Linked DNA regions of Homo sapiens: region 2 is linked to region 1. A link is a contact called in ENCODE Hi-C or POLR2A ChIA-PET data. All regions are on one chromosome and are shown on one strand. The core of a region is the stretch at or near the end of the contact, and the rest is flanking DNA. Distances in the headings are between cores, read along the strand shown. Region 1 has its middle 130 kb from the start of NEDD9. Region 2 has its middle 120 kb from the start of TMEM170B.

Region 1 (4,167 bases), core at 1,014-3,513:
TTGACCTTGGCAAGCACAGAACCAGCCTCATCCACGAAAACACGAAAAACACATGTGACTAGGTGCTGAGACTGATGCTTTTGATCACCAGCCCTGACCACACTGAAGAGCCCTTTTAAGAACCAAGGTCCAGTCTCATACAATCCCGAGAGTTCAGACAAAAAGGCCAAAATTCCATAGCTCTGCCGGACTTATTTGCAAGGGGTGCTGTGTAGAAGGTGCCGAAATGGCTAGTAGCTAGGTTTAAGCAATTACAGTCACTAGTTGGTTCAAAGGGATGCCATTCACTCCTGGAATCCTGCTGTCAATGATTGAGCTAGGGAGTTTGGTCTCCAGGGAAGAGTTAAACATTAGACAGGAACCATTACAAAACTTTCCACTAAAAATAAGTTCCTTGTAAGAGAAGTTGAGAGACTTGCTAATTGCAGCTTACTCTAAACCTAATGACAGTCTGTATCATTTGCAAAGAAAGCACAGGATGTGTGAATGATGGTGAGGGAAGTGGGGAGTCTTGGCAGATAGATCTGACTCTGATAGATGCAGTTGGTCCTCTAGACTAGTGATCCATTTTGGAGTAAACTGCATTGGGAGACTGATCAAATTTCCTTTCTCCAGGATTCTTACCAACAGTAAAGACTGATAAAACACATTTGTGCTGCTGTGTTTTTCAAAAGCTCGGCCATATAATAACTTTAACAGACTCCCTAAATTTCAAACATTTCCTTGATGTAGGATGATCACAATAGAAAGGAATGTTATTCTCATCCAGCCATCGGTAAGCTTTTGTCTTCCTTAATCCCAGAAACTAAATCACTGGCTACCTCAGAGGCTCTGACCTAAATCTTAATTGATGCCCACTGCACTTTCAGACCACTGTGTGTGATTTTAACCAGACAAACCAAGGAGGAAGGATTAATGAAGAAAGCCTAATATTTTGACCAATCATAGAGTCCACTGCAGTGCCCTTTCCATTTTAATTGAGCTTTATACGGTTCTCCTCTCGAGGTAACCCTCCTTTCTTAATGTTCAGTACAGCAAAAACTAATCTAGGTTTTCTTTTTAATGTTTGATTTATCTCTTCAATCTTGGTGCTAGGTAACAACATTGGATCAAAATATTAACAGCCAAGATTTAGATATTATTTTACAATTAACACAGCACATTGACTCATATTATTTCACTTTCACAGTGGTCCTGGGGCATGTTTATTGTATCTCCCACTCTACAGATAGTGAAACTGAGGAGATCACGGTGGGAAAGATGACGTAACTCACATGAAGTTGGGCAACTGATCAGATGACACAGCTAGGACTGAAGCCTGGGTCCCCTAAGTCATTTGCTTAGAGCTCATTCAATGACGAGGCAACTCCTTGCTGTGCATCCTTTCAGCACACGTTGTTGGTGTGAAGACGCTGGTTTTCATCAGACTAAAATGCATCTTACTTCAAGATAGGCAGTTTCTGTTTTGGTTTCCACCTCTCATACATTGCTTTTAAAGTGCCAACCTCTAATGGCTATCCCATGAGAAAATCTACTGTAAGTATGAAGTGACCCTTTGGTACTACCAGTTTTTCATCCTAAATCCCTTTTCTTTCTTCTTTCTTTTCCTTTCTCTCTTTCTTTCTTTTTTCTTTCTTTCTTCCTTTCTTTTTCTTTTTTCTTTCTTCTTTTATTTCTCTCTCTCTCTGTCTTGCTCCCCCTTTCTTTCTTTCTTCATTTCTTTCTTTCTTTCTCTCTGTCTTTCTCCTTTCTTTCTTTCTCTTTCTTTCTTTCTTTCCTTCCTTCCTTCCTTCCTTCCTTCTTTCTCAGACTCTCACTCTGTCACCCACGCACAATCTCGGCTCACTGCAACCTCTGCCTCCCAGGTTCAAGTGATTCTCCTGCTTCAGCCTGCTGAGTAGCTGGGGTTACAGGCACATGCCACCACACCCGGTTACTTTTTGTAGTTTTAATAGAGACTGGGTTTCACCTTGTTGGTCAGGCTGGTCTCAAACTCCTGACCTCATGATCTGCCCACCTTGGCCTCCCAAAGTGCTGGGATTACAGGTGTGAGCCACCACGCCCAGCCTCTTTCTTTTTTTGACTGTGTCTCTTGCTCTGTCACTCAGGCTGGAGTGCAGTAGCACAATCTCGGCTCACGGCAACCTCTGCCTCCTGGGCTCAAGTGATTCTCCAGCCTCAGCCCCCCGAGTAGTTGGGTCTACAGATGCATGCCATCACATCCACCTAATTTTTGTATTTTTAGTAGAGACAGGGTTTCACCATGTTGGCCAGGCTAGTCTTGAATTCCTGAGCTCAAAGTGATCCGCCCACCTCGGCCTCCCAAAGTGCTGGGATTACAGGCGTGAGCCACTGCGCCCGGCCCCATTTTATTTTCTTTCTTCTTTTTCTTGGCATTTGTTATGATCAAGCCTTTTTTTTAAGTACTGAATATCCATGGACTCCTTCCAGTTTTACCTCATCAAAATGTGCTTGCAGGGAAGGATTTGGTCTTGTTGATTTCAATTAATGTAACTCCAAGCCACCACTCTTCTGCTATTCACCTTTTAATCTATATTTCTTACTATACATAAGAAGCTTTGCTTCTCTACTTATTTCAAGGAGTGTAGGGTGAAGATGAGGTTTTTAAATCACGGTATCTTTCTTCAGTCCTTTCCTCCAAATTCTACACGTAGATGTACTGTGCTTCAGCCAACTTATCTCTAACTAGGACATTCAGATCTACTAACTAAGCTATGACTTATTATAGGCAGGCGGTCAGCAGGAAGAGCTGTTTTTTTTTGAAAGTAGGACAAGAATAGGTCTATGGAATGTTGGGGTCACTTGGTTTCCTCAATGGAAAGAAACGGGATGTTTCTGCATTAACTAGAACACTTGAAAGGTAGGGAGGGGTGAGGGTGATTGAGAAATGATTTCAACAAACAGAACATTAAGTACTCTGTTTGTCAGACAGCGTGTTCCCATCTGGGGGGTGAGTGGCAGAAAACATAGTCGCCATCATGAGAAGAGCTCCCCTAAATCTGCCCACCCACCTCCAACTCTTGCTCCAGTCAGTTTTTCTGAATGCCCAGCCTGCTACACTGACCCTCACCGCTCTTACCCCGGTGCCAGGGTGAGAGAGGCCAGGGATCAGGTAAGGAAAGAGGAGAGGAAATGCAGAGGCTCCATTTGGCTTATAAAGGAACTGTACCATAATAGTTATTATTGTTTAAAAAAATAGCATGACATCCATTCTATTTCTCTCCCTCTTCTTCAAAGATATTTCAGCCTCAGGGACTTTCTGCTTGTTAGTGGGATGGCGAAAAATGCATGATAGATTTCTAGTTAGTAGGTAGAAGGGACGGGAGATTACATCCTAATACAGTAGAGTAACTATGTTTTATTGAGCACTTAATATGTACTGAGTGAACACACCTGCTTTGATTCACAACCACTTAATGAGGGAACTTTGGAGCCTCCTTAAGGGTTACAAGCAAAAGCTGTGGAGTCAGCTTGCCTGGGTTCAAATCCTAGTTGTGCCATGTACCTGCTGTGTGGCCTTGGTATAGTTACTTAACCTCTCCATGAATCAGCTTCCTCACCTTAAAATGGAGATAATTATAATGTCACACACCTTTGGGGGGAATTCCCAAGGCCACCCCCAGGTTCAATGACTCATTAGGAGGACCCACAGGATTCATCATAGAGACATGCCCACAGCTAAGTTCTATTACCTCAAAGACAAATCAGAATCAGCAAAGGGGAAAGCAACAGAAGAAACCAGACATGAGCTACCAAGAGTCCTCTCCTAGGGGAGTCACACAGGACATACTTAACTCCTCCAGCAACGAGTTATGACAGGTATGAAATGTTGTCTACTAGGGAAGCTCAGTAGATACTTAGTGCCAGAGTTTTGATTTGGAGCTGGTCACTTAGACACCCTCTGTCTGGCATGTACACAAATTCCAGACTCCCAGAAGGAAAGCAGGTGTTCAGCATAAACCATGTTGTTTGCACACACAGTTAAGTCACAGTGAGCCACTCATATCACGGACCAGCAGGAACCCCTCACATGTTCCCAGATGCCAGCCAAGGGCCAGCCTTGCAAGCAGGATTGAGACAGCAGTCTCAGACCTGCTATGTGAACTCTTTACTGCTTGCTACCTTTTGATTGTTGTGAGATTACAT
Region 2 (3,859 bases), core at 64-2,563, 48 kb before region 1:
ATTTTTTAAATCCAATAAAAATGGATAGTAAAAGGAAAATAGGGTAGTAGAAATAAATGCAAATATATCAGTGATTATGACAGTGAAAATGAATTAAATGCATCTGATAAATGACAGAAACTAACAGATAGAGCTTTGTAAGCTAGCTAGTTGATGTCTATAAGAAACACTAAAAATCTCCAGCACAATCAGACAGAAAGATTGAAAGTAATGGGAAAAGTGAAAACTTGCAATTAATAATTGTTAAATAAGTAGAAGGCCATTAGCCTGAGGCTGTGTTGATTCTTTGAATTCCTACATAACAAACTGCAACCTAACTTAGTGCGTAAACAAACTGAAACTTAATTTAGGAGTTCAACAAATAGCTGAGTTTCAGCCAATCACAGGCAGCCAACTCATTATGCCATGCCCAAACAGGAAAGTGCCACATCACACCAGGTTCAAATAAAGTTGAAGTTTACCTGTAACCAATCAGGTGATTTCTCTACTTTGCTTCTGTGTTCAGCCTGTAAAAGCTTGCTGCTTGCATTGCTAGGCAGAGCTCTCTGAACCCCTTCTGGCTTGAATGCTTCCTGATTCATGAATCTTTCTTTGCTCAAATAAAGTCTGCCAAATTTAATTAGTCTAAAGTTTTTATTTTAACATAAGCAAAGAAATTTTGTGTAACAATATCAGTATTAGACAAAATAGAATTTCAGACATAATGCATTAGTAAGAGTAAAGATAAGTACACATGGTAACAAAAATTGAAATTCACTAAGAGATAGGAAACACAAACATATCTGGAAAACTTTTGACATGTCTTCTTAGGTAACTCATGAGGACAAAAAGGGAAATCACAGTAAATGTTGCAAAATATTCAAATACCTACGTATTTTAAGCCTATGATTTTAGGGACATAGACATTTATGACAGAATTAAAAAATATTTACAACAGAATAAAAGTACTACCTATAAAAATGTTAGCTGTAAGTGCTTCTTAAAGGTAAACATGTAATTTTAATTAAATTAATTAATAAAGTAAATATAATTAAGTTTAAGAAAGAGCAATCTAAAGAAGTTTTAAGAAAGCAGAAATTAATAATATAGAAACAAGAGAAGCAGTAGAGAGGATGAAAAGAATCAATACCTGTTTTTTAAATGACTTCACAAAAATATAATTCACATACTAGTTCGCTCATTTAAAGTGAACAATTCAGTGATTTTTAGTATATTCACATAATTACACAACCTTACCACAATCTAATTATAGAATATGTTCATCACCCCAAAAAGAAACCCTGAGCTTCTCCTAGAAATCACTAGGCAATTAGTCACTACCTAGAGGTCACTAGGCAACCACTAATCTTTCTTTTTCCTTACACATATAGTAATAAAAATTAACAACAACAACAAAAACTTTTCACAATGAAAAGCCCAGGTGCAAGTGGCTTCACTGGTGAATTCTACCAAACATTTAAAGAAGAATGCCAACCCTTCGTAAACTTTTCCAAAAAATAAAAGATGAGAGGCTTTCTTCTATAAGACCAGTATTACCTGACACCAAAACCAAAGATATCGAAAGAAAGGAAAACTACATGCAAACTCTGTAATGTGACAAGAAATTTTGGCATCATTCAGCCTCAAAAGTCAATTCTGTCATCCAGCAGTAAGAAAGTTGACCATGAAGAACGTGCATTATATGCACGCGTCTAAGACTTCTTAATGGCGGCAAGTTTGATTTGCCCACATTGACATAGATGGGTGCATGCCCACAAGAGGGAGCCTCCAAAAATGGCAGCTGGACTTAGATTCCATGACACTATATATTCCATTCCTATTTGCACACATAGCATGTTAAAGTTTGGAAGCTCCTCCCCTTTGAAGGAAATGCACTAGTTTCATGAACGAGAGCAAGGCCACCCCATGAATAACTGTTGAACTAAGCTGTCAGGATGTATTCATTTTCACTCTCAGAGATGCTTTCCTCATTATCACCCACAGCAACTCAGTCCCCTGAGCTTTCCTCTCCACTCCTTGTCAAAGTCTCTGAGAATGTTCATTTACATTAAAGTATAATGAATAACAATACAAAAAAATATTTCAGTCAGATTATGTGCATTTCACCAAAGATTTGAGCTTAAAGCTGAAGACTGGACATTGATCTGTTATCAGACAATTTTTAAAAATTATTTTTTGGTAGAATAGAGTCTTGCTATGATGCCCAGGCTGTTCTCAAACTCCTGGACTCAAGTAATCCTCCCTTTTCAGCCTCCCAAAATGCTGGGATTACAGGCATGAGCCACCATGCCCCTCCTGTCATCAGACAAGTTGATAAGGACAAATTTAAGGGGAAAAACCTTGTGAGTACAGACAGCCTCTGATTTTCCTAGTACCTAAAAACAGTACATTTACCAAGAATCTACTTTAACTCTGATGCCAAATTCTAGGAAACTGGAAACAAAGAAGTAAGCACTCTTGGTATGCCTATTTGCATATAGCGCCTGAAATTTGTCCAGCTATACATAGAAGAGGTTCTGTAAGCAAAAAAGGTACACAAAGAAAACATATTTATCCGCAAGTCATGTTTTCTAGATGAATCTTGTGTTTCGTCCCAAAGATATATATTTAATGAAGATTATTGAAAACCTTTGTAGATGCAGTCTCAGAAATATGTATAAATGACTTTAAAACTCCTGTTAATTTCCATAACACGTGACTCTCAAACAGACCTTTATACTCCTTTAAGGATTTAAAAGACATTTCTAGTATCTGATAAACAGTCACTTTAAATCACAAGTATTTACCACTATAATCACGGGGGAATGTGTGGCTCAGCCTCTGAAAGCCCCATTTCCCTCCTTTGCCCCTGAGATTAAGAGCATCCAAAAGACAGGTATTGTGTTTGCTCTGGGACCATGCAGTCCCTTAATTCCCATTGGCACCATCTGGACTAATTCCATTTTAAGACCAACTAGGTGGGGTCTCTAATCACTGGCAGATCTCTTATCACCAAGTCAGATCTCTGCAACTACCAATGGCTTAATCCTTCTTCCCTTGCAATGCCATATAAAGTGTTAGTCCTCGGCTGTTCTAGTAGAAAAATAGCAGAAGGCTGCAGTGTAGGAAATCTGATGAAACACAGAGTGACCTCATGAGTTAAAAATGGGGACAACCAAAAAACAAAATGAATGGTGGAAAGAACTTAAGTTTCTATTAATGTCTTTAGGTTACAAAAGTAGGGCAAAGGGTTCACAGGAAGGCAAATGTGTAGATAGAAGCCAACAAAAAAAGAGCATTCAGTGGAGGAGTACTTCTGGGATGGCGCTGGGAGACTGCTCATTTTATTTTATTATGTAATAAAAAGGAAAAATGGAGGTGTTTTTGTTCAAGAGGATCAGACCAAAGGGGTATGCAGTATACGCTGTGAACTCATTCAGAGGAACCAACATATTTTAGAGTAAAGTTGTCTAAAAATAACTTGCTTCAACAGTTCTGGGACATTTTTTTCAGTCTTTTGCCAAGAATCTAATTAATGTGTGTTGCGATTTTCTTTCAGGCAATATGATGTGGATTTTATATCTCATATTCTTTTTTTTTTGGAGACCAGAGTCTTGCTCTGTTGCCCAGGCTGAAGTGCAGTGGCTCAATCTCGGCTCACTGCAACTTCCACCTCCCAGTTTCAAGCAATTGTCTTGCCTCAGCCTCCCGAGTAGCTGGGACTACAGGTGCCCACCACCATGCCCGGCTAATTTTTTTTGTATTTTAGTAGAGACAGGGTTTCACCACGTTGCCCAGGCTGGTCTCGAACTCCTGAGCTCAGGCAATCTGCCCGCCTTGGCCTCACAAAGTGCTAGGATTACTGGCATGAGCCACCATG

Evidence for each region. A loop is a pair of places that touch in the nucleus more often than their neighbours do. ChIA-PET counts read pairs that join two places held with the same protein, here RNA polymerase II (POLR2A). Pooled maps may share reads with other maps.
Region 2: a map of CD14-positive monocyte shows a loop between it and region 1 (3-fold over the local background). The contact joins two enhancer-like sites. A Hi-C loop is called at or near these places in 17 of 168 maps with a recorded cell type or tissue (CD14-positive monocyte, CD4-positive, alpha-beta memory T cell, GM12878 and 11 more), 13 of 37 single-sample maps with no recorded cell type and 26 of 50 pooled maps. POLR2A ChIA-PET finds 5 or more read pairs at or near these places in 9 of 52 experiments (Caco-2, GM12878, HepG2 and 5 more).

The regions. Positions count from the first base shown.
Region 1 is chr6:11,363,905-11,368,071 of GRCh38, reverse strand. It overlaps a transcript of NEDD9 not described here. Among named protein-coding and RNA genes, the nearest start is that of NEDD9, 130 kb to the right of the region's middle. RefSeq lists a silencer at 2,662-2,956. Within about 2 kb of position 2,263, at least 18 of the 41 ENCODE cell types and tissues checked have a DNase peak (open chromatin) inside an H3K27ac peak, as active enhancers do; they include CD14-positive monocyte, where a contact is called at or near this core.
Region 2 is chr6:11,411,350-11,415,208 of GRCh38, reverse strand. No RefSeq gene overlaps it. Among named protein-coding and RNA genes, the nearest start is that of TMEM170B, 120 kb to the left of the region's middle. Within about 2 kb of position 1,313, at least 3 of the 41 ENCODE cell types and tissues checked have a DNase peak (open chromatin) inside an H3K27ac peak, as active enhancers do; they include CD14-positive monocyte, where a contact is called at or near this core.